2 separate regions of the Mus musculus genome follow, and region 1 is linked to region 2. The links are chromatin loops, found by intact Hi-C in ENCODE. Cell type or tissue: left cerebral cortex. All regions are shown on one strand. Links, peaks and the distances in the headings refer to the core of each region. The heading gives the core; the rest is flanking DNA. Region 1 has its middle 310 kb from the start of Brinp1. Region 2 has its middle 61 kb from the start of Gm12911.

Region 1 (16,070 bases), core at 5,895-10,894, 270 kb before region 2:
TGGCTCTGGGTTTGGAAGGTAGCAGACATCCAGGTTGGGAAGGTATGAGAGACTTTTGGGCTGGTGAAGTATGCAACTGAGTCTCGTCACATTTGCGGAGAGCAGGAAGCAGCAAGCAAAGCATGCTAGTACTGTGTGTTGTATTTTTATTCAATCTCAAAGATACTGGTCTATGGTCAGTGTGTCCTGTTCATTGAAACTTTTCTGTAAGCAACGTCCATAGAGATACACAAAAGTTATTTCACATACGTGTTTCCAAATCCTCTCAAATTGATGAGGAATATCAATTTACACTTATGATATTATTGAACTCATACATAGGACATTTTAAACACAAACAAAAACTATAAAAATGCTAATTATGTAAAGAATAAAGTAAAATCACTTGATTGCTACAAAAACCCGCAATGGCAAATGAACTCAAATGTAGATCAACTGAAATTTTGCAATGTAAATTAGCAGGGAGGAGAAAGTTTGAAGAAAGCTATGAAAAACCATAGATTTACAGTCATGTTTGGGTACTTCTCCAATTTCCAATATGACAACATAGTATAGAAAAGTGAATTTCCTAAATTTGTTGTAAAAAGTAGATTTACAGAAGTTTAATAAGTTGATAATATGTACAAATAGATGCTCATAAACACAAAACATCACAGAAAAAGCCTGTGTGTGTATGTGTGCATACATATTCATGCTTTTGTTTGTGCAATAGAAAAAAGACTGTAAGAAGTTCAATAAAAGCAATACATTACATGCAGGGAAACAATGATATAATTAATGACTGAATTATATAAAACTGTGAAAGGCAGAAGAAAATGAACGGAATATTCAAAACACTAGAAAACATAGTGATATCAGCATAATTCTGAAAAAAGAAGAAAAACTGAACACATTCATTACTACCAAACAAAAATAAAATACAAGCTAAAGGAAATATTTTAGGAAGAAAAATATTTGTCTGATAATGACTGTATTGCTGTCTCCTACTTAGGAAGAACTTTGCAAATAGTACAGATACAAATCACATCAACAAAACAGAAAAAATATTATTAAGTATGTTATCCTCTTTCATGTTATGTTCAGTAGTCTAAGTGACCATTTAGGGTTTATGCTACAGAAATTTATTGAGAAGAGTATCTGTAAGAATAAATGTGGATAGAATGAGTAGGCAGGAAAACAGCAGACAACAGCAAACAATAAACACTGAGAATGGAAACAATAGAAACAAGAGTGGAAAGGGTGCATATATTTGGCTCATTTGAGTTGTTGACATGAATTTCATTACAGAAAATGTTAAATAAATTTTAACATGGGATTATGACATAATTTCCAATAATTTTTGCAATGTCTTTAAACAGTTGATACTGTGTATTTATGCAAAGTGACACTCTCAGCATTAAATTTATACAATCAAAATATTGATCCACTCTGTAAAAACATTGAAAATGCTTGTGTTCTACAATGTCAAAGATTCTGATAAGATTTAATTCCTTATATAACAACAAATAAGCACATGCATGAAATTAATATGCAAATTTTATTTGTCTCTAATAAATAGCGAAGTTACGCATATACCAAAGAATTGACCTGAAATGTGTTTATGACTTATTAAAGAGAAAATGGATTCAGTAGGAAGTGCTGACATCATAGTTCAAGTAGTTAGTAGAGTCATGAAGAAGCAGAAATGAAGGGCCTGGGGAATGTTTTACCAATGTGAAGAGACTATGATGGGGCTACTTCAAAACCTATGACCTTTCAGCTCTAGTAACTAAATATTATATATATGTAAGTTAATAAATATCATATATATGTATATATATATACTATATATGTAAATACACACACATACACACACACACACACACACACACACACACACATATATATATATATATATATATATATATATGTATATATATTTATATGAGCTATTACAGCATCATGATATGAAAGACTGGAGAATAATACTGAGACCTAAAGAAGAGGATGGTGGTGACATAAAGAGAAGATAAAGGATAAGCAAAACTAAGAATGTATGATGAATTTTTATAATACCACACTTTATAAGCCAATTTTTTAAAAAGTGGTGCTTAGATAGAGGTACCATATATTAGTTAACAATGCTGATTTCGGTAAAACTTCAGATATTAAAGTTCATTCTCGTTATTGGGTACAAAATACTTCCCTATGAATTGCTGTTCAAGGAGCCCCCAGTCACCCAAATTAACATAAGCTTTTAGCATTGTTCTTGGCTGCTCAAAATAACATAACTGTGCCCCAGAATAGAGGGATGCTAGAGGGGTGAGGTGAGAGTGGGTGGGAGGGTGAGTGAGCACTCTCTTAGAGACAAAGCAGAGGGGAGACAAATCAGAGGGGGGATGGGAAGTTTGTGTGTGGGGAGACCGGGATGGGGGACAATATTTAAAATATAAGTAAATAAAATAACCAAATAATTTTTAAAAATAAAAGAAAGGGAATGAAAAAAAGGAAAATACACACACACACACATGTTTGATATTTTTTCCAAAAGAAAAGACATGGATAGAAAAAAAACTTTTGCAAGTTTCTTGCTAAACTATGATAAAAAAGTAAACAACAAAATAGGATTGGGAATAGAGCTCAATGGTAGAAGACTATGCCTGCAGAGTGCAAAGCTCTAGATTCAATCTTTAATGCTCCAAAAAGTTACTTATCCTCTACTCATTCACAGGAAGCAGCTTACTACCTTCCAAATCATTTAAAGAGAGTTTAATATGTATAATAAAGGAAAATATGAATGTTTTCATTTAAAAAGCTTACATTGTTGAAGAAATCACAGATTTTGATTGCATGTCATAAAAAAATGAATCTGTATGCTACCAGGAAATTATCTTCCTTCCACTTATTTATTATGGTGCTAGAATAGACTGTGTGGGCTGCTTAGGTTCAAAAGATATCAGTGACTTACTCAGTATGGGACTTTACAATGCTGAGGGTCAGACAAATGGTACCCATTGATGCCACAGTGGTAAAGGTTTTCTGGAGCAACCAACTTCTCTTTTTATTGGAGGAAGCCATGCTTGGTACTGAAATATGATCAAACAGCAAGGCTGGAAAACTCCCAGGGGGAGAACAATTGATGTTGATTATACTACAAGTTTGTTCAGTGTTCAACTTTGACCAGAGAAAGGCTTTTATTATATTAGGAAATGGCTAATTCAGCAACATGTTCACTGTTCTAAGTAATGAGCATAACTGATTGCTCAGCCTTAAGTTGGATATCTATATCCCCAGAGCACAAAAGCTTAAGGAATACCAGAGAAGAGTGGATTGAAAGAATGTGAGAGTCAGCCAATAGGGAGGAGAACTATAAAATGCTGTCCTCTCAGCGGGTCGTGGCTGTTTCACCCATGAATATATAGTATAAAATCTGCTCAAGGTCAGGCTAGTGAAAAATCCAACATGGTAACATCTAGCTCCTACAGGAGAAAATAGTATTGTCATTGATAAGTTCCTCCTTTTTTAAGGGTTGCTCTCACACCCCTATGCATTTGGGAAACCCTTTTAGACTTGTGAATTAAAAAAATAATAGTTTAAAAAGAAGATATGAAGTTGAGAGGTACATGTGCTTGGGAGGACTGGGGAAAGTTGATGAGAGTGATATAAAATTAACTCAAAAAAATCAGTAGCCTTCCTTTATATAAATGATAAACAGGCTGAGAAAAAAATTAGGGAAACAACACCCCTCACAATAGTCACAAGTATATAAAATATCTTGCTGTAACTCTAACCAAACAAGGGAAAACTCTGAATGACAATACCTTCAAGTCTCTCAAGAAATAGACGATTTCAGAAAATAGAGAGTTCTCCCATGTTTATGGGTTGGCATAATTTACACAGCTAGAATGACCATCCTACCAAAAGCAATCTTCAGATTCAATTCAATTTCCATCAAAATCCCAACACAATTCTCAAAGACATGGAAAGAGCAATTCGCAAATTTATCTGGAAAAGCAAAAAACTCAGAAAAGCAAGAACAATTCTTAACAATAAATGAACTTCTGAGGGAAACACCATCCCTGACCTCAAGCTATACTACAAAGAATGAAGACCAAAGTGTGGACACTTTGCCCCTTCTTAGAATTGGGAACAAAACACCCATGGAAGGAGTTACAGAGACAAAGTTTGGAGCTGAGACAAAAGGATGGACCATCTAGAGACTGCCATATCCAGAGATCCATCCCATAATCAGCTTCCAAACGCTGACACCAATGCATACACTAGCAAGATTTTGCTGAAAGGACCCAGATATGACTGTCTCTTGTGAGACTATGCCAGGGCCTAGCAAACACAGAAGTGGATGCTCACAGTCAGCTATTGGATGGATCACAGGACCCCCAATGGATAAGCTAGAGAAAATACCCAAGGAGCTGAAGGGATCTGCAATCCTATTGGTGGAACAACAATATGAACTAACCAATACCCCTGGAGCTCTTGTCTCTAGCTGCATATGAATCAGAAGATGACCTAGTTGGCCATCAGTGGAAAGAGAGGCCCATTGGTTGTGCAAACTTTATATGCCTCAGTACAGGGAAATGCCAGGGCCAAGAAGTGGGAGTGTGTGTGGGGGGCAGTGGGTACTTTTGGAATAGCATTGAAAATGTAAAAGAAATAAATACCCAATAAGAAAAAAACTGGAAAAAAAAAAAGAATTCTTAACAATGTCACTCTAATTTAAAACCATCAAGGATTGGGCTGTAACTCAGTGATAGAACACTTGCTTAGAGTGTATGGGACCCTAAGTTCAAACCTAATACTACAAGAATTATATATATATATAATGGTAAATGATTTGAATAGATCTTTTAAACTCAAAAATGCTGTAAATATCCAAAAGATACATGGAAAAAGCATTCAAAAGCATAACTATAAAACCAATACTGCTTTCAGAGATGGCCTGTGGGAACCTTGTAATTTGAAGGCATAGTGACATTCCCAGCACACTGGTAAATTTCTTGTTCTGAGTGTAATCTACACGGGGGTTTAAGTAACATACTCTCTATATGTAGTGTGCTAGACCTGAATAAAAAGCTAATCTCAAAAGCTATTTTTATGTATAGAATAAGAAATACTATAAAATTCAGATCTAAGAGTAAAACAACTTCACATAGGTGCAAACCTGTTTGATAGTGAATAGATAGAAAATATTTACATGAACTTGGTATGTCAGATTTGGTTTCAGGCTGACTTGAGTTTTAGTCATGGTTCTTCTAGATCAGCACTGCTCAACCTATAGGTCGTGACCCTTTGAAGGGTTGAATTATAACCGTTTCACACAGGTGACATATAAGTTATCACGCATATCATTTATTTACATTACGATTCATAACAGTAGCAAAATTTTAGTAATGAAGTAGCAACACAAATAATTTAAAGGTTGGCTGCCACCACAACATGAAACACTGTTTTACAGGGTTACACATTATGAAAGTAGAGAGCATTGGTCTTTATAATAAAGAATGTCTCCTTTAGTTACTTTGCTACATGAAAACAATTCTATAATAATTGTGTCTTCTTCATATATACATTTGGAAGAGTGAAAGACACACTCACAAGAATATTAAACACTCTCTATGGAAACACACGTAAATTGGCTATAATGAATAAATGGTAAGACTAAGGTTTTAATGGTATGAATAAGAAATACATTGATATGGACTCACTCTTTTAATAGTGATAAAAGAAAAGTCTGATTTGTTACTTTAAATCTTCATAAACTGATCTTAGGAGATTACAAATCAATAATTTCACTAGTAGCATTTCAAAAAAGGGGGTTTAGATATACTGTTCTCATAAATCAATTTTAAGGGCAAACATGCGAGAGGAAATACAATTTGGGTGTGATATATAGGATAAAGAATGACACTAAAGTATCCTTTATTTGAAAAGTTATTAAAATCAGTAAACTGATTTATAAATAATAAAAAGCAAAGGACTCAGTCATAGAACTCAGAGAAACCACATGTATATGCATGCACATTTCTGTATACACCAATGCCTATAGGATGACTATTCAAATAAAAGTATTTTACATTATACAGAGAAATTAAACTAGGTCATAAGATAGACTTATTAAATAACCTAACAAATACCATCTATTATATTAGCTTTGTCAGATTAAAAGCCTTGTCAGACACCTTTTCTTGTAAGTATGCAAATAGTAGGATTTTTCTAGAAGAAAATTTAGAAATATGCATTGGAAATTATAAACAAATAAATCCTCATTGATCCAGAAATTACTTCTGTCAAGATTTATCAGAGAGAAGTAACCATGATCATACCTGAGGGTTTGGCTATAAAGAGAATAATTGCCTTCCCATTTGTAATGTGAAATTTTGGATATGACTGTATTTCAAATAATAGGAAATTGTTCCATTCGTCTAAGGAAATGCTTTTCAACATTGACAATAATTTTAAGAAATAATTTTAAAACCACAAGATAATTTTTACAATGTGCCCTTCCATTTCAAAAATTCCCATTACAAAACAATACTAATAGTATTATTATACTTTCTGAAAAATAAACAGATATATTCAGAGAAAAGACTAGCAATAGAGTCTGCCAAATGTTAACAATAGTTGCAACTGAGTGACAAAATTATGGATGATTTAATTTTTCTCCATTCTACTTATCTATATTTGCTGAAGGTTTTACAGAGTGAAGATATTACTTTGCAATGAAAAGAAAGTTATAATATGTCTATGCAATCCATGTAATGGTAGCTATACACATTTGGATCATGAATAGTAAGAATGGAGTCATAAATGTTCTCTGCAAAAGATAAAGATTATCTTTTCAAATAAACCAGTTTGGTAGTTAAAAAAGAAAGACTACTGTGGAAATCTTTTCAGCAGGAATGGGAAACAGTATATAACAAGGGCAAGGGTGCAGACACCATTTCCCAGATAATAGACAGTAATTAAATATCTAGAATTGCTACATAACTACCATTTAATAGTTATGAGTTATATGTAAAGTGATTCAGATGACACTAGGTCATCCAACGGCATCATTAAGGAGCTCAGTTTTAATTCTTCAAAATGTGGAATTTGCAGGAAGAATGATCACGTCCCCATTGTAGAGAGGTTTCTTTTAAAGCATATTTGGGGAAGAAAGTTATTGTTGTAATGTAAAGAGAGTCAGATATTCACAGTCTGTTACTATGTGCATACCTAAGCAATGGCTTTCACTAAGAGGGTCAAAGATCAGTAAGAGCAGAGCTAGAAACAAACCTAGGGAATAAGATTAATGGGGGTTAGCAATTACTGTGACACAGAATAAGATAAACATCAAGGAATTCCCACAGTGATTACAAAGGATGGTGTTTAAAGATATAAGAAGGAACACATCATTTTGCCTTGTTTTGCCTAATGACCAAACATACATCATAATACATACATGTGTATACATAAAACCACATTCAAACACTTAAAGATATTACAAAATATTTTTAAATTTAAGCCAACCAAATCCTAAAAATCAATTTTAAAAAGAAGAGATGAAAGAATGCCTGTGAGGGAGGGTATGGGCCCAGGAACCCCAAAGCCAAGTTCTCAGCACAAAGGAGATTTATTTGCTGCAGAGGAACAAAGATCAGAGAATTAGAAATAAAATCAGGAAATAGAGGTTGAGGGAGAAGGGGAAGAAAATAAGGGACAGGGGGCCAGGATATTTATTCTGGAGGAGGAAAAATGTCCCAGTCTCTCTCCATACATACATATATACCTGTACCTGTACCTATACCTATACCTATACCTATACCTATACCTATACCTATACCTATACCTATACCTATACCTATACATCCATTTAACAATAGTAGTTTTAAAATTTCATCTAATAAATTAAAAAATAAGTAGGTAAAAGATATGTAATGTAGAATTCTCAAGGAAGTAATAAAAATGAGAAAAAACAGGTCAATAGATATAACATCTAAGAAAAGATAATAAACAGTAAAGAAAATAGAAAATGGAAAATTAGTCAGTCTTATTTTGCTATGAGATAAAGCCTTTGATTTTGTCCATCAGTACAATATAGGCAAATCTATGATTCAGATCATTAAGAAAGGGCAAGCAGTCTTCTGCCATAGTGTTCTATAGATTTTACCTTTCATGTAAAAACATGCCATGGACTTTTTGATTGAAAAAATATATATCAGAGAATTCAAGTTTGTTTTCTGCTTCCTTTGTTCTATTTGTAGTCAAAAAAGTTTATGTCTTGCTGCTTGCTAAGAGCACAGCTATAGCATTATATAAATTCTCACTGTAAAATTGTGACATTTTGTGTTTGTCTAGAAGAAGAAGGAGTGGGCAGGAAGGCACCTTGGTAGAGCAGAATGTACAATTCTGCTAGTCATGAGAGCTTTTCTTGGTGTCTATAGCACCCACTCATCACAGTTCTTATGCAGTTCACAGTAAATAGGCGCTTGCCTCATTTTGTCCTCTATTTATGCATGCATTATGTTGGGGGTTTTGCTAGGATGGCAGATGGATAAATTATGATAGTTGCTAGCATGGGTTGTTAGGGAGATGTTAAATAGAAATGATAAAATATAGATAGATACAGATAAGTATATTAGAGGTAGTATATAATAGTTAATAGAAAATGAGATGGTAGATAATATAGATAGATGGTGTCTTAATTTTATGTCCTGTTTCTGTGATAAAATATCTCAATAGAAGCAACTTGAAGAGTAAATGGTTTATTTGTCTCCCATTTCCAAGTTATAGACCATCATTTCCTGGAAGTCAAGGTGACAGGATTCTGTTGCATTTTGTAATGTTATAACCGCAGTCACGAGCAGAGAGTAATTGGTTAAAGCATGCATGTTAGTGCTCATCTTGCTGTCTCTACTCTTATACAAGCCATAGTACTTTGCCAGGAGAATTGTGCCACCCACAGTGGGGTAGGTCTTCCCATGTCAATACATCTAACTGAGATAATCTCTATAACCATGCCCACAGGTCAATTTTCATCTAGATAGTTCCTCAATATGAGTCCATTTGCCTATTGATTTTAGACTGTATCAAGTTGATAATTGAAACTAACCATCATAGAGATAGATAGATAGATAGATAGATAGATAGATAGATAGATAGATAGATAGAGGTGGTATAAAATCAGACATATATTGTGTTCCTTTAACAAATTTCTGACAAGAAGAAACCCTATACCTGACTTGGCTCCTGAGAGGGAAGCATGAAAGCAGAGCCACAGTGTAGCCCTGGGAAACTGTACACTCTCAGGAAGCAGATATAAGGAAGGAGGTTGAAGTACAGAAGGAAGGACTGCAAACCTCAAGGCCTGATCTCTAGCCCCACACTACTCAACCTGCTCCACAATATCTACCAACAGGGAATGAAGTTTTTAAGCATATGAACATGTGGGGAACATTTTCTTTCCAAATCACAACATCTGGTTTACTAGGTAGATGAATACATGACCCAGTAAACCCCTTCATTCAACAAATGTCCTATGACTTCCCTTTAGACAAGCATGATCCATATCGTTAACATAAGTGATTGTGTGTTCCCTGTGTCCCACAGCAGTGACAAACATGGGCCATGACCACTAGCAGGGATAATGTATCTGGCTGTCATTTACATGTGGCTTAGACTTTGGCTTAAAACCTCCTAAACCTGTGACCCTGCTCAAGTTTTTTTCTCAGTGGTGTGTTGTTGTTTTTTTGGTTGGTTGGTTGGTTGGTTTTGTTTTTGATGCCAATATTTTATGTGTTGAGAGAAGATGAGGGGAGGGGAAGTAGTAACATGGATATTGGCCCTTTATAGAGTGAATGCAAATGAAAGGCAGAGTGTCCCATGGAATCCTGAGAGTTGTCTGACCTACAGAAACTGTCAACTGAGTGTATGTGTCTGATAATATGAGAGCAGGACTAGAGAGTGGAAATGTTTTTCATTCAGGGCTGTAGTCAAATACCTGGTGATTAGGAACATCAATAAAACCAAAAACTTAATTAGTACTATATTAAACTGATTTTTTTTGGTATGGCAGAAAGAATAGTCAGTGAGCTTAAACTTTTACTATATAGTAAAGGAAAAATTGCCATGTATCATATATGTATTCTCTTCTGGACAGTATCAGGTAAGGTTAAGCTTAAATTATCTATATAAGAGAGCCAACAGTGCTTCTCAACTTTCCTGACACTGTGACCCTTTAATACAGTTTCTCATGTTGTACTGACCTCCTTCAACCATAAAATTATTGTAGTTGCTATTTCACAACAGTACTTTTGCTATTGTTATGGATCATAATGTAAATATTGTATTTTCTGATGGTCTTAGACAATCTCTGTAAAAAAGTCTTTGGTTCCCAAAGGTGTCATGAGCCACAGGTAGAGAACTGTCCAGTACCTAATCTTATTTGATCCAAAACCTATTGAGACCTAGAGAGGTCCAGTTAACTTTCCCTACCTTACAGTAATTAATGGTGGAGGTCATAAATGGTAAGCCGGCTGGTTATAGGACTGAGCTCCTATATTATCTTGCATCTATGTATGATTTATATGCTGCAGTTACATAATACTATGCTACAAATATGAAAAGAGTGATGGGCTAAGAAGCAGTAGAAACAAATGGCTGGCATAACAACCATTATTATAATGATAACAACCATTTCCTGAGTCTATATAATAAGCAATAATTTAAATGCTTTATATACTTCATTCTATTAAGTCTTTTTCCTTCCCCTGCCCAGTGGTTGTTACTACTCTGATTTTATGGGTAAAGAAACTAGGAGGTTAATAATGTGTCAAATGTCTGACTAGTTAATAAGTAAAAGAGGCAGAATTCAGACCTGCCTGCCTGGAAAGGCCTGAGCCTTTTTCCTATGTGTCAGTGTTCCTGTCTATAGGTGATTGGACAGACTGTAAAAATGACTGTTTCATAGAACAGTGTCACACAATAGGGCAAATGGTACATAATAAAAGGTGAGGCAAGCTGACACTATATAGCTCACATGGATAGACCACACCTGAGTGGGCACCCTGCTGAGAATCACACACCCCAGGCAGGCAGAGCACTCCTGAGATCCCTTCCCAGTGCCACAGAAAAAAAATATGGGCATAGCATTCCTGAGATGACCCCAGAAACCTAGAGCCCACCCCCACCCCATTGTCACTAAGATGAACAATTAAATGGTAGAGAGGTTGAAGAGAAAGAGAAATAGAATGATGCATACACAATGAAGACGGGGAGACCTGTAGAGTTAAGTGTAATGTGGAACAGTCTGATGCAAGTGGCCAGCAATACCACCCAAGGCCATGGTGAAGTCTTGGTCTAGACTGCTACCTGGGGCTATGGTGATTTGTGAGGACTGTGCAGAGCTGGACCCACCCCTTGTCTCGGTATCATGATAGAGCTGGCCCAAAAAACAAGAGAGCAGAATTGATCCCAATCCTCACCCAGCTGTAGAACTTAGGAGAGTAGACACAGCATCTTGCTAAGGAAGCACAGTAGAGTAGGCAGTTCTGGTTTGAGGAGTTGCAAGTGACCTGGCCTCAAGTCATGAGAGCAGGGGAGAGCTGCCTCTGCTTCTTGTCAGCTGTGGCATTGGGTGAACTAGCCAAGTCAGTGATGGCGAGCTTCCCCTGGTGATGTTGGTTAAGGAGAGCTGGTGTGTAGAGAGACTGTCTCCTGTATTGCAAGGATGTATCATTTGCCAATTAAAACGCCTAAGGCCAATAGCTTAGGCAGGAAATTGAGGTGGGCCATCCAGGAGGAGAAAGATTTCTGGGGAGAGAAGGCAGGAGTGTCCCTGAAAAGAGGTGTAGAGTTGGACCCAGGATACCTGAGCACATGTGGCAGAATGTAGGTTAAAATAATTGAGTTGTTTTAGTTATGGTCTATTAAGAATTGAGCCTAACTATACGGTCAAAGTATTTGTAAATATATTTTGAGTCTGAGTGGTATTTCTGGTGCTAGGAGGAAGAACCAGGTTTAACTGCAACAAAATGCAAGGTGAACCAGTGCAACACACCCTGTCCCACTGTCTGTTGGATTATATTTGTACCCTTTTCTCAAGTGTCTGCTCTAGCTAAACATCACATGTCCCTTTTCTAGGCAGCTTACATAAAAGAAGACCACATGTGTGTTCTCAGCAAAACATCCTCCCGTTTGTCTGTTTTAGCCAAAACATCCTCTAATAAGACAGTTTTCAAAAAACAACAACAAAAAAACAAAAACAACAACAAAACAAAACAACAACAACAAAAAACAACAAAAAAAATCACATGACACAACTGAGTCTCCAAAGAAACCAGAATTTTCCCTTCATGATGGTCTGACCAGCTCTGCTACCACCCAGACCCAGATTAAGAACTTTGTGTTGGCCCACCTTAACATCTATCCCATCTATAAACTGCTGGATCACATGAAGGGCTGATCCTACATATCCAAAGCTACTCAATTTCACGAAACAGGGCAACAACAGGGTATCTGAGAGAAGTTCGGGTGAAGATCCAGTATTGAGAGCATAGCAGATACCAAAGGCCTCAAACCAGACCACTGACTCATTGCAATGAACATCTGCAAGGACTGAAGTCTGAACAAAAGGGTATATAGTTATAGTGAGAACACTGTTACATATTACAGCTCCCACAAGATAATTTTTTTCTTTTGGGAGGAAGGGAGGTTGCAAGTGTGGAGAGTGGGTATGACAGGACATGAGATGAGGGCAGGTTGGGGGGCATGATGTAAAATTCACAAAAAAAGAGAGAGAAAGGAGGTTGAAGATGAAGCTAGTTCAAATGCTCCATGAAAACCACGACCCTTAGACTCAGACTTGAAGAAGGGTAAACCATTTGTAAGAAATGGAGCAGAAATTGCTTCCTAACTGTGCTTTAAGAACTGCTGCTTTTTTACTTTGCTAACATTCTAAACCATGAATGCTCTCAATCTCTGGTTAGACATCTCTGAATTAGCAGCCTGCCATGGTCATTTTTCCTCTGTTATCTTTACAGTGATGGATAACATCCTCTGTTATCCATCAAGCTCTCAAGCTATGCTCAGGATGTACTGCACATCATTTTGTTTTACTCAGACTACATTGTCCTAAAAACCTAGCAGTATATCTTAGCTCATATTTATATGTAGTTGACACTTAACAATGTCAACTATTGACAACGTAAATCTTATGGCATCCATATTAAGAGGCTACAATAACATAAAAGGTGCAAGATATGAAGTAAAATCCTACTTACTTAGAGTGGGGAGGTCTGAATTCTTCCAAGGAAACCAAGAATAGGTGTTTGGTTTTCTTAGCTGTTCAAAAAGTCAACATTTCTGCTGAAAATTAGGTGAAGCAGGACAGGTTTCCAGAAACATTTCTCTAGTACATAGCCATGTTTTGCTAATGGTTCATGGGTAGAACAATGACATGGATTCGTAATGAAAAACATCCAATATTTCAATTATGTCTTTATCTGGGTTTCAGCCACCAGGTATGTATTGATTTGTGTGTGTTCCCACATTCAATATTCATTGTTATTTCAGAATATGATGGTATTTGAATGTATTATATTCAAATAGCTAATTATGTAAAAAGAAAGAACTAGGCATGGACTTCTACACAAGAAATATAAGGATACACAGCCTGGAGTGATGTAATGCAAAGACCACAAGAATAAGAAAGGGGGACATTCAACAAAAGCCATCCTTGTCAATGACTTGGAACCAAACATTACTCTCTAAAACCATCAAAAAATTAAATTTTTGATGAAGAATAAGTCATCTGTCTGTCCTGATGTTTTATGACACCCTAAGTAAATGAATCTGGTACTTAAGTTTGTTGAGAGAAAGACATGTGATTGTCAGTTTTAGTTATCAACACAACACAACCTATAATTATAAGAGAGGTAGATTTAGTGGAGCTGCTGCAGAGAGGAGTTGTTTACATCATGCTGGCCTGGGGCATGTCTGTAGGGAATTGTTCAGATTTCATCACTTAATGTGGAAGGCCCCAGCATAAATGAGCAAAGTCCCTTCTGGTAGTAACACAGATGAAGATACAAGGGAAATAGGAAAGCTTTTTGCTTGATGAGATTCATTCTTGCTGTTGAGTTCATCAATGCTGCTACTGCTCTGGCTGGTAGTACTATTGCTCTTACTTGTATTAGAACAGTATTTTTAGGTTTCCAATGTGTAATACGGTGCCTCAACAGGAGTCCACTAAGCCTGCTATGCCATATTGAGACTGCCAAGGTGACCAACCTCATTAACTGATAAATTTATGGGTTCTCAGCCTTTTCTGGGTATGACAACTATGGTTGAGCTATTCTGATCATATCATAAAAGCCAGAATATAAATCTTGTTCCTCTAGAAAACTCTGACTAATATGCCGTGAAATGCATGCATTGTTCTAGTCAGATCTACAGGTTGAGGTTATGGTCATAGAGGTTGGAAATGAAAAAAATATTGGTGATCACTGACCACACACTACAGATAATGCCAAGTTAGATGACAGGTTTTATGTGTAATATACATACATCTCAACTTTGTGTATCAAAGTGCCTGGCAGTCAACTCTGGCTTCACCATTTTGCCATCTCTGATTGTGACTGCACTCTGTATCTCCAGGTACCATTTGTACACTGTTAAAACATATTATAGAATTAATCACTTTGAGTTACCTGGAAGTGTAGCTATCCCAGCACACTTCTTAGATGTAGGTATGTTTTGCTGAGCTTCATAAGCAGTATCGTTTCATTTCATATGTACAAAATAACTTGGTAGTTGTGTATTTTGTTATTTTCATTTTTATAAAGTATGGAGATGACAAAGATTTGAAATGTTCCTTGCTCCAAGTTATAGGGTTAGCAAAAGATGGAACCAGGGTTCAAAATTATGGAGAAAGGGAGACATGAAGAAAAATATAAAATATAATATTAGTTCATGAAACATTTTAATATCATATTTTGCTAAGCCTTTCTCTTTAACTCTAAAGAAGCATCGAGTTACTCTGAATTGGCTTTTTATAAGCAAGAGTCTGGAGACCTAATCACTCCTCAAAGCATTACATTGGTACAGATATTCCTTGGGGATGTTGTGTTCCTACCACCTCCCTCCTCCCTTTTAAAAATAAATATCAGTGCTCTTTAATCAGAGGACACAATCTGGTTTCCCTTGTTAGGGATTGGGGCTATAGTCTTAGTTGAAAAAAAGTGGGTTTAGACCATTTAATTTCTAGTCTGAGACTACCAGAGTGGTTCTCTTTGGCATGGTGACAAGCAGCGTTAATGAGGCTGAGATATTAATGTAGGCAGAGCAAGTCAGACTCCTAGTATACTTGAAGCTTAAGTGAAAAGTTTCAGCACTGATATAAAAGATATTGTAATTTAAAAGGTGTTTGTTACTATAGCACAACTTGGTCAGAGCTGACCTTTGAAGCTACTCTATACATTTCAGTCTTCTCCTTGTTGTTTCTAGGAGTCTTCCAGTTCTTTATAATGTCAACAACCATAGTCTTCCTTTTGCTATTTGCTCATTTATCTCTCTTTCAATTTTAACCTTTATCTTTTGGACTCACATTCTTTTACCAGTTTTGCTTTCCTGGTGGTTTCTCTCAAGGATTTTCAGGTATAAATATATATTAGGGGCAGAGTCATTCTATCTCATGCTCAAGTACCAGAATATAGAGCCAATCCTAGGTCCTTCCTATCAAATTTAGTCAGAAAGCCTTGCTTCTGAAGTCTCAGGTACCGTGCAGGTCAGTGTAGCTGAGCAAAGTAATTCAAAACCGTTCTTCCTGAGATAACTGTATGTTGATCCAAGACTGAATGAAGAATATCCACAAGAAAAGAAGAGCCAGTTTTTCCCTAAGGGTTTTGAAAATTCACTCTTAAAGTGTTAAATGGGTTGATAAAGAGAAGAATTGTAATTGGGGGCAGAGATTTTATCTGGAAGATGTAGTAAATAGCAGCCAAGACATCCTTCTGTCCATCCTTCTGTCCCCATAGTGTTACTGCTCATTCACAAGTAAGGGTATAGAGAAGAGTCAGAATAAATGGAATCACTTC
Region 2 (16,070 bases), core at 6,501-11,500:
TTCAAAGTGATTGTATACGTTTGCACTCCCACCAGCAATAGAGGAGTATTTTTTGCTCTACAACTTTGCTAGCATGTGCTATTTCTGGAGTTTTTGATCTTAGCCATTCTGATATGTGTATGATGGACTCTTACAGTTGTTTTGATTTGCATTTCCCTGGTGACTAAAAACTTTGGACATTTCTTTAAGTGCTTCTTTGCTGTTAGAGATTCCTATGTTGAGAATTCTCTGTTTAGCTCTGTACCCCACTTAAAATAACTTAGAATTGGGTTGTTTGGGATGCTGGTGTCTAACTACTTGAGTTGTTTGTAAATTTTAAATATTAGCTCTCTGTCAGATGTAGGGTTGGTGAAGATCCTTTCCCAATTGATAGACTGAAGATGATGTCCATTGCCTTACAGAATTTTTACAATACCATGAGGTCCTGTTTATCAATTTTTGATCTTAGACCCTGAACTGTTGCTATTCTGTCCAGGAAATCATCTCCTGTACCAATACATTCAAGGGTATTTCCCAATTTCTATTCTATGAGAGTTAGTGTATTCAATATTATGTTGAGGTCTTTGACCCACTTGGATTTGAGTTTTGTACAGGGTGATTAAATATGGGTCTATTTGCATTCGTCTAATGTAGACATCCATTCAGAGCAGTGTCATTTGTTGAAATGCTTTTGTTTTTCCACTGTATGACTTTTTTTTTTTTTCAATCAAAAAGCAAGTGTCCAAAGGTGTGTGAATATATTTCTGGCTCTTTGATTTGATTCCAGTGATCAATGTGTCTGTCTGTTGTACCATTACCATGTAGTTTTAACACTATTACTCTCTAGTACAGCTTGAGATCAGGGACAGTGATTTCTCTTGAAGTTATTTTATTGTTCACAATTGTTTTGGCTATCCTGGGATTTTGTTTTGTTTTTGTTTGTTTGTTTGTAAGTTTTTGCTTTCTTTTTTTTTTCCAAATGAAGTTGAGAATTGCTCTTTAAAATGTCTATAAAAATTGTGTTAAAATTTGGATGGGATTGCATTGAATCTGTAGACTGCTTTTGCTATGATGGCCATTTTCGCAATGTCAGTCCTATCTATCCATGAACATGGAAGATCCTTCCATCTTCTGATATCTTCTCCAGTTTCTTTCTTCAGAACTTGAAGTTCACGTCTTACAGATTTTTTACTTGCTTGATTAGATTTACACCAAGATATTTCATATTATTCACGACCACTGTAAACAATTTTCTTTTCCTAATTTCTTTCTCAGCTAGATTAATCATTTGTACAACGGAGAGGCAGTGGTTGTTTTAGTTAATTTTGTATCCAGCCACTTTGCTGAAGGGGTTTATCAGCTGTATGAGTTCTCTGGTAGAATTTTGGGGGTTATGGTTATGCATGTAAACTACCATATCATCCATAAATATTTGTACTTTGGCTTCTAACTTTCCAATTTGTATTTCCTTGATCTTCTTTATTTGTCTTATTTTTCTGGTTATAACTTAAAGTACTATATTGAATAGATAGTGAGAAAGTGGGCAGCCTTGTCTCATCTCTCATTTTAGTGGAATTGCTTTAAGCTTCCCTCCATTGAGTTTGCATTTGGCTATGAGCTTTATGTATATTGCTTTGATTATATTTAGGTATGTATTTTTTAATCTCTGGTTTCTCTAATAACTCTAATATGAAGGGGTGTTGGATTTTACTAAAGGATTATTTTCGGCATTTAATGAGATAATCATGTGATTTTTTTCAATTTCTTTATATGGTGGATTAATGCTGATGTATTTTTGTATATTGTACCTTCCTTGCATACCTACGTGAAGCCTACTTGATCATGAAGGATGATGGTTTTTTATTTGTTCATGGATTTGGTTTGTAAAAGTTTAATTGATTTTTTTTTATCAATGTTCATAAGAGAAATTGGTCTGAAGCTCTCTCTTTCCCGTGTCATTGTGTGGTTAAGGTATCATGTTGACTGTAGCTTCATAGAATGAGTTTGATAGTGTTCCTATTTTGTGGAATAGTTTGAGGACGATTGGTATTAGCTTTTCCTTGAAAGTTTGGTAGAATTCTGTACTAAAGCTATCTGGCCTTGGGCTTTTATTGGTTGAAAGACTTTTAATGACTTCTTCAATTTCTTTAGGGGTTATAGGGTTGTTTAAAAGTTTACCTGATCTTGATTTAACTTTGGTAAGTGGCATCTGTCAAGAAAATTGTCCATTTCTTTAAGGTTTTCCAATTTTGTGAAGTACCGACTTTTGAAGATAACACCTAATGGTTTTTTGTATTTCTTCAATGTCTTTTGTTACATCTTCCTTTTCATTTCTGGTTTTGTTTATTTGCAAACCATCTATCTGATTTTTTGGTTAGTTTGGCTAGGTGTTTGTCTATTTTGTTGATTTTCTCTAAGAACCAGCTTTTGGTTTTATTGAAACTTTGTATTTCTTTTCTTTTCTTTTTCTTTCTTTTTTTTTTTTCTAACTAGTTGCTTTTAGCCCTGATTTTGATTATTTCCTGTTTTCTACTTCTCCTTGGTGTCTAACTTCTCTTTTTATATTGAGCTTTCAGGTGTACTTTTAAATTGCTGGTACAGGAGCATTCCAGTTTCTTTAAAGAGTCACTTAGTGCTATGAACATTCCTTTTAGCACTGCTTTCATTGTGTCCCATAAATTTGGGAATGTTGGGCCTTCATTTGCATTGAAATCTAGAAAGCCTTTAAATTTTTTATGTCTTCCCTGACCCAGCTGTCATTGAATAGAGAGATATTAAATTTCCATTCATATGTATACTTTCTGGTGTTTCTATTGTTGTTCAAGTACAACTTTAATCATGTTGGCTGTTGTGGAACTCACTATGTAGATCAGGCTGGCCTTGAACTCAGAAAGCTGCCTGCCTCTGCCTCCTAAGTGCTGGGATTAAAGGCGTGTGCCACCACTGCCCAGATCTAGATTTTGTTGATTGTATCCTTTTGTGGGCCTTTAGCCATCTGGATAGCTTTGCCCTTGTGTGTTGTAGGTATTGGGAGGAGAATTTACATTGAAGGTAGATGTGGTGTGGCAGGCCTCTCATAGGTATCCTTGGCCTGCTCTTTCCAGATCTGCATGTCCATATGGTACAGGATATATGCTTTAGAAGCAGCAGCGGGTTAGATGAAGGTTGGCAGACAGGTAGAGTGACAAGGACCAGCCTGAGAATGGGTGCCTGAGAATGGTTAAAAGAATCATTTGAAGTCAAACAATGGATCCAAGCTGATGACTTGTGTTCTGCTTGATATGGCTTTTCTAGTGTGCTTCTCTCTATCTTCTACTCTTTCTCTGGAGTTCTCTCTCTCTCTCTCTCTCTCTCTCTCTCTCTCTCTCTCTCTCTCTCTCTCTGTCTATATCCTGCTTACCTGCTATACTGAGAGATCTCATTGTCCATGTCTTGCTTGTGTGTGTCATTTCTCCAAGTTATTCCCTCTTTTTATTGTAAAGATATTCTCTGGATAGCTCATCTCCTAATGAACAGAGGTCCAATCTTTTATGACTACATATCAATCCATTTGTTTATTCCAGATTTCCTTAATTATCTTATGAATCAGCATCCCCTTACACTAGCCCTTTGTTTCTTAGAAAAGAAACAGAATACATTTTTTTTTCTTATCCTTCTAAAGAATTCAGAGATCTGTCTGCCTTTGTTAGGCACAGATGATAAACTAGTTGGGTGGGACACTGTCCTGAAATTATCATTTCTACCACACCTGAATCTAACCTTGCTCTGTACTAGCCTGATTTTGAACTCAGGAATCTTTCTGCCTTTGTAAGTATAAAGAAACAAAAACAAACAAATAAACAAAACCTTAGTTGGGTTAGATTTCCTGATATAAAAACTCACTAAATCTCTTTATCTTCTTTCTTGGTAATTTTCAAACAAGTTGACTCACAGCCCAGCTGTCACGCCCACCTCAGCCAGCAAGGAAGACACAACTTTGTCGGATTCTTCTCAACAGCCTTTATTGAAGGAACGCCTCGATACTGCTACAGGGACCCCGGGAACCCAGGGAGGTCTGCTTATATACACCCCAGCACAGGGAAAGGCTTCATGTGGGATAGGTTGAACCGAAATCACCTAATTAGCATGTGCCCACTCAGGAGGGGTTGGCGCCAGACTCAGGCTTACACCTACACTGATGTTGTTTAGACAAGGGCACACCGGAAACCGGCGCCATCTTAGAGTTGGCTTCCTACACCCAGCTGCCTTTGTTCCTTTAGAATCATGAATTCCCTCATATAATTCATATTGCATCCTTATTTTTGCATAGTTGAGAAATTATACATTTTCAAATTCATATTTTTAGAGCTCTTTCCCATAGCCTTAAAGCTATCCTGAAGGTCCCAGTGTTTACCATTTTTTTGGAGACATAGTGACATCCTTAAGTCATTAACATTAACATGGAGGATATTCCTTAGAAGGAAAGAGACCTCTACTGCTAGTGGTTCTAGAAAATATGTATATTATTACAGGAATAACCCTTATGTCCACAACAGCCATTAATGCTCACGCAGGTTCACATTACAGCAGAGCACTGTCCCAGGTGGAGAAACCATGTCACTTTGTCCCTACCAAGTCTATGTCAAGACAGGCAGTACTGGATAATGGATGTCTGCCTAAGCTATGAGGCTGCTCAAAGCAACTTGACACACCCAGATGCCTCAATAAGCAAGGAAGATGGATTGGGGAAGGAAAGTTTAACTCTATGGTTCAGGATCCACAGGACTGATAAAGGTAGACAGAGAGGTATATGTGTATGAGGGAATAGAGGTCACCCTGTGATAGCAGACTGCTTAGGGCTACTTGGCTTTCTCCAGAGGAATCAGCAAGCCGGGAAGATGGGTGAGAGTTCCTGTATGGTTCCGGATCCACGGGTCTTTAAGAGGTAGGTGGAGATCAACCTAAGTGGAGATCGGGATTTGGGGCAGGATGGGGATAGATAGATAATTTCTTGCTGTTCCCCATTTGCAGGTATACAGAGCCTTCCTCCAAAATTTCTCCCAAATCATTTTACATATGTTCTCGCATCCTTTCTTGCATTCATTTAAACTCATAAGCACAGGCGTGCGCGTGCACACACACACACACACACACACACACACACACACAGAGAGAGAGAGGGGGGGGATTTGAAAGCTTGAAAGCTTATCCTTGTCAATCACATCTTATTGGGTCTCACTTCTAGAGTTTTAATATACCTCATCTAAGCTGTGGCTTGACACATATATCTTTTCATACCTTTCGTCATCTTATATCTGGACACATCACCTTTTTGTTATTTTTACTTTATAGACATATTTGTTACTAGTGAAACACTTGGCAGATGAATAAATGGCTCTCTTATCTGTAAAACCTTAATAGTAATGCCTTTATTGTACAAATTGCCTTCTATTCAAAACATCTGTCTTCCCTTTGAGATGAAGATAGGTCATATATTTCTCATATGTACATTTTGATTCCCTGGTACTACTGTTTAAGGGAAGGTTCACTGATTTAGGCATGGATTTTTTTTTTTTTTTTTTTGTATAGGCATTGTTTTCTTTCTTTAAAAACTGGCTGCTGAGATAACCTATGTTCACTGACAAATCACACTATGTTAGTGGTATATAACCAAAAAACTAAAAACATCACTGTAAAAAGTGAATCATATTGGAATTACCTCATAGCATCGTCACCTAAATAAAATCAAATTCCGTTTTATGGGTTTATGAACAGAAACAATCATTCTTGCAACTCAATGACAGCCTCAGAAGCAGCAAGTGGTAGCCAGGGCATGAGAGTGCTTGCCAGAACATGAGAGTTCTAATGTATTTTTATGTGTCACCAGGGTAAAAAAAAGGGGTAATAAATAAATAAGGTTCACATAAATGAACTGAAGTGGTATGGGACAAACTAATCAATTTGTGACTGGGTGCAAGGGGAATTCAGCAGTCTATGCCAAAAATGGAGAGAAAATAATATGTTAATTTCAGATAGAAAAATAATCAGATACACAAAATCTGATTAAATAATCAGGCAATGATTTCTAGTAGTAAGTTGTTATTATATTCTTTGTCATATATATCTTTAATATTATATATGAATGCATAATTTTACAATCTTTATTCTTGTATGCTTTTATAGGATGCCTCTACTTTGGCTTTTACCCAACCTAAAGGAAGTTAATAAGAGATTCCTGAGTCATTGCTCATTTGTTCTGTGAGAAAAGGTGGGTGGAAATTAGGAAGAATGATGATATAAAGAGGAAGTGGATAATTGGAGGAAAAGAAACAAGTTTAGATATAGGTATTGTTAGTGATGACTCTATCTAGAACCTTTTATATTCTACAAAGTTCTTAAAGTCAGGAAGATTCTATTTAGCCATCCACATTTATTTCTTAGTTAAATATTATGTTACTGTGATCTCTATTTCATAGCAGATAACCAACACAAAAAACTTGTGATTCCAAAGTGTTATAGCTGATAACTGTTGTCTACCATGGAGTTGTGCATTAGAGATATGATCCTTGGTAAGATGATTTTAAGAGATGAAGAGATCATTACAAGTAGATTTTTGTCCATGGTAATGAGATCATTGGAGGTACTTTCTTAGGTTAAGATTAATGTATTTGTTATGGGTGATTAGTGGAGCTCCATGAGAATAGATTAGTGAAAATAAAAATAATCCTGAACACTCTTTTACTTCCAGTTCCTGTTTCATTTGTGTGATCCTCTGCACAATTTCTTCCTATGGTATCATGATGAGCCTCAGCAGAAGCTGAAAATGGGAAGTTGTCTGACCTTGAATTTTCAGTTCTACAAACTGTCAACTAATAATCTCTTCTTATATCCTCCTCTGCTCCAGGTATTTTCTTATACCAACATAAAATTATTCACAATACAAATATTAGTACTCTCATGGTTTTTATTATATAAACTAAAATGATAACTAAAATCATCACTTCAGTATTTATCAAATCATATCAAATCTACTATTTTCCTTTCATACCTATGACTGTCATATTGAAATCAGTGTATGCATTTTACAGAAAAGGCGGTGGGGGATGACACTAATTGATGTGGTCAGTGGCAGAGGGGCACTGGCTGGCAGAGCTGCACTCATGGAAATACTGGTCTGATACTCCAAACTGCTTTTGTTACATTAGAAATTCTTTGCTAAAGATATTTAAACATTCAAAACTGAAGTCGGCTTTTATAAATTATATATTTTATACAATGAAAAGTGAGTCTTCCACAATACCTACTGTGTTTTACACTTTCTTTCCTTCCATATTACTTCAGTAAAATGTACTTCAACTACATTTTCATAAATAAAAATTAATTTCTTGTCTATCATGTCTTAACTCTCCCTTTAATTTTGTCTCTAATGTTATGGCAGTCTTTTTAAAATGTCTATTTGATCATTTCTAGCCACTGCTTAAAATATCCAGTAGCTTCAAATTAATTTTGTATAGATTAATAGTTTATTTTCCTAGCAAGCATTTACAATTTTTGATTACTTTCTATTTCCAAATTAGCCATGATGCTTCTCACTTCCTTGAGTTTTATAAATGTGTCCTTTCTTTTGTCTACTGGGAAAAAATATCTAAGCTTAAATTTTACACTTGAAAATTCTATTCATGTGCTCATTCATTAAGGCAACTATGTATTTGCCCTTTCATTTAATCCTCACAGCACTAAAATAATATTCTTTGTGCACTAATCCAAACCAGTGACTACAGTCCTTATCAGTGAGATAACAATAATGATGAATGGCAGTCATCTTGTATGAATGGCATGAATATTGTAGGACAGAACTCAAGCTGACTTTAATTGATAGTGGCTAAGTACTTCAATGTCTTTACTCATATATATTTTTAGCATCATAAAATTAATTATTATATTTTACAATATATTAGATATTAGATAAGTATGTTTCTCCAATTCCGACCCTTTAGCAATTCAAAGGACAAGATTGTAGCCAATTGACATCTTAACCCTCGTTGCTTTTAAGAACATAGAATTATAAGCATTAAGAACTATGTACATATCCATTAAAAGTTTTAACATGTGATAGGGGGTCATGAAATTGATTTTATTTTCTTAATTTTTCAATAGGGACCTTTTAATCAAAGATGCTGAGTTCAAATCCTAGCTTGTACTATGATGTAATCTTCAGTATTAAAATATGACAGCTTAAACATTTCATCTATACAATAAGGAGCCATTGTATATCATGCTTGTTATTTCAATATAACTTATGCAAAGTAACACATTTCCCACCATAACACCTGACACAATATGCATGAATTAAACAGTATATAATATCACCAATTAATTAAGCCAATGACATGCTGTTCCCAGACAGAGTTTAAAATAGCAGCTTCTAAATACCAAATATGTGGGTGCAGAGGAAAAAAAAATCCAGAATTTAGATGTTTCACAAGAATGGATTGTTTTCCTCCTCATGTTTTCAGCCTTTGTATGTCTACTTCTTAAGGCTGAGAGTCCTCACACTCCTTCTCGGGTCCTACCCTCTTTTCTGTAACCCAGTTTTAAAAGGCTCATCTTAAATGCCATGAGACAGTCAGAGGAGTGATGGAAGTAGGTCTCATTAGCAGAGCGGTTCAATTATGTCCAGCTTTTCCCACACCTTAAAAGAGCCCATTTCATGGGCTATACAGAGATACAGGGGTTTTCAGGGTTACTAGGAAGGTATTTGTGCTCAGGGTCATTGAAAGAAGCTTTAAATGGAAAATATCAAAAGAACGAAGGTCTGTGGCAGCCTTCCCTTCACAGTATCCTGCTAAATGATGACTTCGTGTAATTAAAATGAACAAAGTATGTGTCGACGTTACATCTTCGCAATCACAGCACTTTCTCTCTCCTTTTGTTTAACTGCTTTGTTCATCTGAAACTGGTGTTAAAAAAATAACAGAAATAGAAGTTGAATGTATTCCTGCAGGGCTGTATTTTTAGTAGCTCATCACTTTGGAGAAGTAGCTTAGAGGTTGCAGAGTCTAATTATGAACCTAAGAAGTTGGGATTGAGGAGAAAAGGGGACATTGGAGTAGGAGAGGTTGAGAATAAAGCGGGGCAGGTTTGAGTGGGTGAACTGCTTTCTGCAAAACTCCAACCTGAACTCATCTGCTACCTGCTGAGTAGGAGAATAAAGAACATTAGAAAGCAGGGTGAGTCCTTGGCTTAAATGTCACCAACAGAAGCTTTTGATGTGCAAAATTTCTAACTGGCTTCAACAAGAGAGGATCATTTTCTCTAATGTAACCACCAAATTAATAATCCATGGTAAAATGCCTGTAGATTTAGGGGTACCATAGCACAGGACCACGAGATTATAATAAGCAGTCTGACTAATAGAGTAGACAGATTCAAAGGAACCAAGAATGTGAGGCAGAGACAATATATGGAGTGAACTTTTATGACCTTACGGATGATCAAGAAAAATTAGATGACATGTGAATGCAATTTATTATTGATATTGATTTATGAGTGCACATACATATGCTTATAGCACTTTCATTGCTGCCAAGTAGTTTCCTACTTCCATTTAAAATATTTATGCCTCAAAGATAATACAAGGAAAGTATCTGACAGGTTTAATGTATCATTTATCATATTAGACCCTTGTGTAAAGGTAAACTGAGGCTGCATTGTGATATGTTGCATCACAGAGATATTCTGAATTAAGAACTGGGACAGAAATAAAGTAGGTCAGGTAGAAGAGAGTTAAGAAAAAAAAAAAACGAGTTAAGTGTATTGATCTAAGTCTAAGTGGACAAAAATAGGCACTGGGAAATGTGTGAGCAATGCAGGAAAATGGACCAAGTTGCAACTAGATATAAAGGTGAAGAGAACCTTGTATTGAATTGCTGAGCAGGACTCTGCTCAGATCAGCTGCTAAAATTTGATTAATTTAGCAAGTGTGTTTTTAACCTTAAATTCTAGATGACAAAAATGTTTTTCTTAAAGACAAGACTATATATTAATTTCCCTCTAGTTTATTTTAAAATAAACAGATTGCTTCTTATTAAAAATCATATTTAGATTGCCAAACTGTCACTTCTTTATGGCTTACTTCAATAAAATGAATGAATGAATGAATGAATGAATGAATAATAGCCAAACTGAATGGACAATAAGGGACAATACAATACTTTTACTCTTGCTTTCTATATCACTTCATTATCATTGTGTAATAAGTCACTGTAAAATAAAAAAAAAAAAACCAATAGCCTTCAAAGACCAGTTTCCATGTAATATTGTTCATAAGCCTGTAGATGATTCAAGTGGCTGTGTGGATCTTTAACAGCCTGATTATTTTTGTTGCTTTGTTTATGTATATGTAGTAAGCTTCTAGCTTGAAAAGAGAAGGCAGGTCTAAGGATTCTCATAGGTGTCTGACCATGGATGTCATTATGTTGGCTGTGCCTTTGCTATTATTTACCCTGGAAAGAAACATTTAGATTGTTCACATGGCAATGACAAAGACTAACAGAGTAACACCATGGTTTGTTTCTTTGTGTTTAGGCTCTCAGATTTGTTCAGATCAATTCTTCCACTTCACTGCTATGAACTCAGATTAAAAAGGCAATAAAAATAGTCCAACTCTCTTGATAGAAAATGCTGTCAAATCACTTGGCCTATGAGTAGGCAGGAAGAAGTGATTACTTTCACTCGTGTCGACCAGGATTGAAGTTCTTGACTCTCAATGCTGAATAACATCTTTCAGGCATAGTATCTGTAGGCAGCACAAAAAGTTAGTACTACTCAGCTATTAAAAATAATGAATTTATGAAATTACTAGGCAAATGGTTGGACCTGGAGGGCATCATCCTGAATGAGGTAACCCAATCACAAAAGAACTCAAATGATATGTTCTCACTGATAAGTGGATATTAGCCCAGAAACTTAGAATACCCAAGATATAAGATACAATTTGCGAAACACATGAAACTCAAGAAGAACAAAGACCAAAGTGTGGACACTTTGCCCCTTCTTAGAATTGGGAACAAAACATCCATGGAAGGAGTTACAGAGACAAAGTTTGGAGCTGAGCTGAGACAAAAGGATGGACCATCTAGAGACTGGCATATCCAGGGATCCATTGCATACACTAGCAAGATTTTGCTGAAAGGACCCTGATATAGCTGTCTCTTGTGAGACTATGCCGGGGCCTAGCAAACACAGAAGTGGATGCTCACAGTCAGCTATTGGATGGATCACAGGGCCCCCAATGGAGGAGCTGGAGGAAGTACCGGAGGAGCTAAAGGGAACTGCAACCCTATAGGTGTAACAACATTATGAACTAACTAATAAGCCCCCTCCCCCGGAGCTCGTGTCTCTAGCTGCATATGTATCAAAAGATGGCCTAGTTGGCCATCACTGGAAAGAGAGGCCCATTGGTGATGAAAACTTTATATGCCCCAGTACAGGGAATGCTGGGGCCAAAAAGTGGAAGTGGGTGGGTAGGGGAGTGGCGGGGAAGGTATGGGAGACTTTTGGGATAGCACTGGAAATGTAAATGAGGTAAATACCTAATAAAAACAATAAAGAATAAATAAATAAATAAATAAAGTTAGGCTGAGCTAAATTAAAGCATCAACCACATTATAAAATACACAAATATGCACTTATGTATGTATTCTAACAAGGCATATGTGATCAAATCTCATTGAGACAAAATATGCAAGGTTGTGTATACAGCATTTAATGACTAATAGATTAAATTTGTTTTCTTTGCTCTGAAATCCACTGATTCATATTCATATTCTCTAATTCTAACTTATAGTCTAAAACATTAGTTACCTAAGAACTTGGCATATGGATTTGTCAGAGAGAAGTATATAGACTAATGTCAATACATTTTCAGGATAGAGCTTTGCCCAGAGTAAGTGTTACATATGTGTGTTTTATTCTTATTATATTTAAAGATGATGATCTCATTAGAATTCAAGAATGAAATTCTTATGGAAAAGGCATTTTTATTGTAATTTTTGTCATATTAATGATTTGAATATTTTCCATATAGCACAAAGCTTTTTCACATATCTCTAAGCTAAATCTTATCAATATCCAGGATCAAAATGGAATACAGACCAATAAGGCCTCATCTTATGAACATAAAGGATCATAGACATAACACAATTGTCTGATCCATGGCTCATCAAGACATTTTCCCATTCTATTCTGTAGGTGAATGTAGGCAAGGATGGGGGTGTATTCCTAGCATGTTAGAGACTTTAAATCAAAGTTCCTCTATTCCTCGAACACAGGAGTCTGAATGAGGAATGTCTTATGAGGTATGACTTAATTGCATGACAGAAAGAGCAAGCGTGCTAAGGGGGTTCATATTTCATGCCCTTAAAAGATTGGTGGCAGCAAAAATAGAAGATAGGAGGAAGAGAGGACATCACCGAGGGCTCAGCTGTAATGTCTGATTATTTGTCTTTATGAAGTCCATGGCTCCAAGATGAACAGATGTTCTGAGAAAGTAAATAAAAGCAACTGTCCTATTTAAATAATCACAGTTCACTTATTTACAAAAACAGAATAAGAAACTCTGTAATGTTACCTTGCTAAATATAGTAAACCAGTTTCATCACATGAACACATTCCTTAAAACAGAGTATTAACTTCATTTTAGTAAACAAAAATAAAGAAAAACAAAACAAAACAACAAAGTTCAAGCGATTCATCTGGTTGGTGGGCAATGTTTGTCTGGTATTATTTTCTACTCTCTTTAATTTCTAAAGTCTTTCCTTCCTGATCTTCTGTGGGGTTCCCTAATCTCTGAGGGTAGGGACCAATGGAGACCTCCAATTTGAAATTTCTCTGCATAGTATCTGTCTGTGAGTCTCTGCACCAGCTCCCATCTCACTGCAGGAGGAACCTCTCTGATAACAACTGAACAAGGGTCCTAATTTTGAGCATAGTAGAATATAATTAGGAGTCTTTTCACTTTTTTTTTCAGGGGGAGGGCAGTCCTGGCTAGTTCTACCCTAAGTCTGTGGGCTATTCAGTTTCCAGTTCCTGGCCATCCAGTCAGTGTAGGGCCTGGTCAACTCTTAGGCTATAGGCTTCAATTTAATACTCACAAAAATTAAGTTCTGTGTTACCATTGTCCCAGTACATCTTTCAGTCAGGACAGATTGTAGATGCTAATTAAAGTCAAAGTCCACCAAGCCCTGATAGCCTCAGCCTTGGTACTTCCTTCATTGGTGGAGCTTCCCCTTCTCTGACCTTGTCTGGAGAATTCTAAATCCCCACAAATGCCTCTACGTGAGGAATATCATGGAGCCTAAATTGGATTACAGGATGAATTTCCTTTCCCCTAATAAATCCTGTTCAGCTAGCACCTGAGATTCCTGAAATGCTTCACCATGCTAATGAGGCATTTCAGGTATCCTAAGCCCACAATCAATGGCCTTTGCCAATCTTGGACGTTTCTTGTGACTGAGTTGGTGTCCAAGTTTCTTTCTGTAGTCTGCAGCATACCTTCTCATTCCAAAGAGAGGGGAGCATGGGTGAAGGCTTCATGCAGGCACTTGGTCAGCCTGTCTATGTTCAATGAGCTATGGGCTCATAGATGCTAAATAAGCAACGTCTTCACCAAGTACTCTGTGTATATATTATTACTGTTAGGTTGGTGAGTTTTAGGAACTTGTAGTAGTGGGAAAAGATATATCTCTGACTTTTTTGACTTACTTGAGATCATTTCCTTTCTATTAGTTTGCCTTGCCTAGCTTTTTATCCCAGTACGTGGGAGGCAAAGGAACGTAGATCTGTGAGTTGGCCTACAGATAGAATTTCAGAACAGCTAAGCCTACACAGAAAACTGTAAAATACTCACCTGACTTTCAAGTAAAAAAAAAAAAAAAAGAAAAAAAAGAAAAAAAAGAAAGGAAGGAAGGAAGGAAGAAAAAAAGAAAAATAACTACAGCAACTAGTGAATGCTGAGATAGAGATTATCTGCCCTAGAAAAAAAATTGACTAGTAACATATGTATGCTTATATGTTTATATGCATGTGTGCCTGCACATTTCATAATGTTTGCATGTATAAAAGATTTCTGTTCATACATTTGAAGTATATACTTTTAGAGTCTAACTATAACTTACCAGCTTTATTCAGTTTAGGTAATAAACACAATCCCTCCAATGTTCATATTTCTTCAGTGGTAAAGATGAGGTAGTAGAATGGTTTTATTTTATCTTCATTCACATCTGGTCCTTTATCTTATCATATAAGTGTTCTTTGTTTCTTGATTCTTCTCATTTGAGAAGAGTAAACATAGATGAAGATTTTAGGTGATCCACATAGATCTACCCTGGAGTACATATTACTTTGCAAATTGAAGCCTGTGGCTTTTGGCATTAATGGGGTTTTCTTCATGATACAATTCTTCAGAATTAGAATGCTTACAAAATTATAATATATTCCTTTTAACAAAATTTTCAGAAACTCACTGTTTATGATAAAGTCTGGGAGGCACTATTAGATACTGCTGGATTATGATTTATGAATATCTAAATGAGCTATTATACATATCAGCACATCCTGATGGCATGTGTGAATAGCCATTCTTTATGGATAAAAGGCCAATTGTTTTTATAAGAATACTGAGATAACAAAGCACAATATTTTTATACCTCAAATATCTTATTGCATTTCAATTGCATATTATCTTTCTAAATAGCAGGGAATTTTTATTTACTCAATATTTAACATGTAGCTTGTGTCACCCAAGAGACAAAGGAAATGAAAGCCCCAAGGGAGAAGATGAAAAAAGGAAGCATGCTAAAGATGACAGAAGTGAAGATGGAAAGGGGATTAGAAACAGAAGGAAGGGGAAAAGAGGAGAAGAATTGTGGAAGAAAGGCCAAAGTAATAGATTCCAGATGGGAAGAGATGGCAAATGTGATGGAGAAATTTGATCAACCAAAAGAGTAGTGAAAACCTGAAAGGCAGGGTTTGAGGCTATCCTATAAGTAAAGTTCTTTTTATGGCATTAAAATTGTCCAATTTCTGTTGAATCCTGATCTTCATGTCTGTAAGAAAACTACATTTAATGTGATCTTTCTAACATGTCTGAATTTTAGGATTCCACACATGAGTTTCACTGTCCCAGAGCACTGAGATGAGCTTTCCATCTTGAAGCAAAGGGATTGGCTTTTTCTTACTGCTATAACAGAGGAAAAAAGAACATGAATTCTTTTCTTTGGTGTGGGGAGCCGCACTCACATTTGCCATTATAAGAAGGCGCTGACAGCTGTGTTCTAAGTAGTAAATAATCTGCACATGTGCAGGGGCAGTTTTCCCGCCATGTGCTCTGCTTTTCTCGTAATGACAACTGGGCCGATGGGCTGCAGCCAATCAGGGAGTGACACGTCCTAGGCGGAGGATAATTCTCCTTAAAAGGGACGGGGTTCTGGCACTCCCCCTCTTCGCCTCTTCCTCTCTTCATCTATTTCTCTTCGTCTTTTCCTCTGCTCTCTTCTTCTGCTCTCTGCCTCTCTCTCTCTCTGCGTCTCTCTCTGTGTCTCTCTCTCTCTTCCTCTCTGCCTCTCTCTGCTGCGCTCTTCCTCTCTTGCTCCTGAGTAAGCAATAAAGCGTTGCCGCAGAAGATTCTGGCTTGTTGCGTCTTTCCTGGCCGGTTGCGAACGCGCGTAAGACTTTGGAATTGGAGTGTCTACATTTTAAACACAGACCATATAACATAATGTAATATTCTGCTGTAGAAAAGATGGTTAAGTTCAAGAATAATAATTAGAAATCTTCCAGGAGAGGCCCTTGGTCCTATAAAGGTTCTATGCCCCAGTACAGGGGAATGCCAGGGCCAGGAAATGGGAGTGGGTGCGTTGGGGAGCAGGGGAAGGGGGAAAGAAATAGGGGGTTTTGGGAGAGGAAACTAGAAATGGGGATAACATTTGAAATGTAAATAAAGAAAATATCTAATAAAATAGAAATCTTTGAAATTAAGAAAAAAATGAAAGAATGTTATAGTCTTATTTTTCTAGTTGTTGTTGGTAAGCAAACTATTCTTTCTTAAAGCT

Evidence for each region. Peaks named below come from ENCODE experiments on the same cell type or tissue, not always from the same donor. Only the 100,000 strongest peaks of a DNase experiment are listed, where the experiment ranks them.
Region 1: a loop joins it to region 2, with 2.5 times the contacts of the local background. A loop is called at or near these places in 2 of 42 quality-filtered maps.

The regions. Positions count from the first base shown.
Region 1 is chr4:68,640,834-68,656,903 of GRCm38, reverse strand. No RefSeq gene overlaps it. Among named protein-coding and RNA genes, the nearest start is that of Brinp1, 310 kb to the left of the region's middle. In left cerebral cortex, for the core only: no CTCF peak of the experiment used is centred there; DNase peaks (open chromatin) are centred at 8,396 and 8,838; H3K27ac peaks cover 821 bases.
Region 2 is chr4:68,375,200-68,391,269 of GRCm38, reverse strand. No RefSeq gene overlaps it. Among named protein-coding and RNA genes, the nearest start is that of Gm12911, 61 kb to the right of the region's middle. In left cerebral cortex, for the core only: no CTCF peak of the experiment used is centred there; DNase peaks (open chromatin) are centred at 8,591 and 9,023.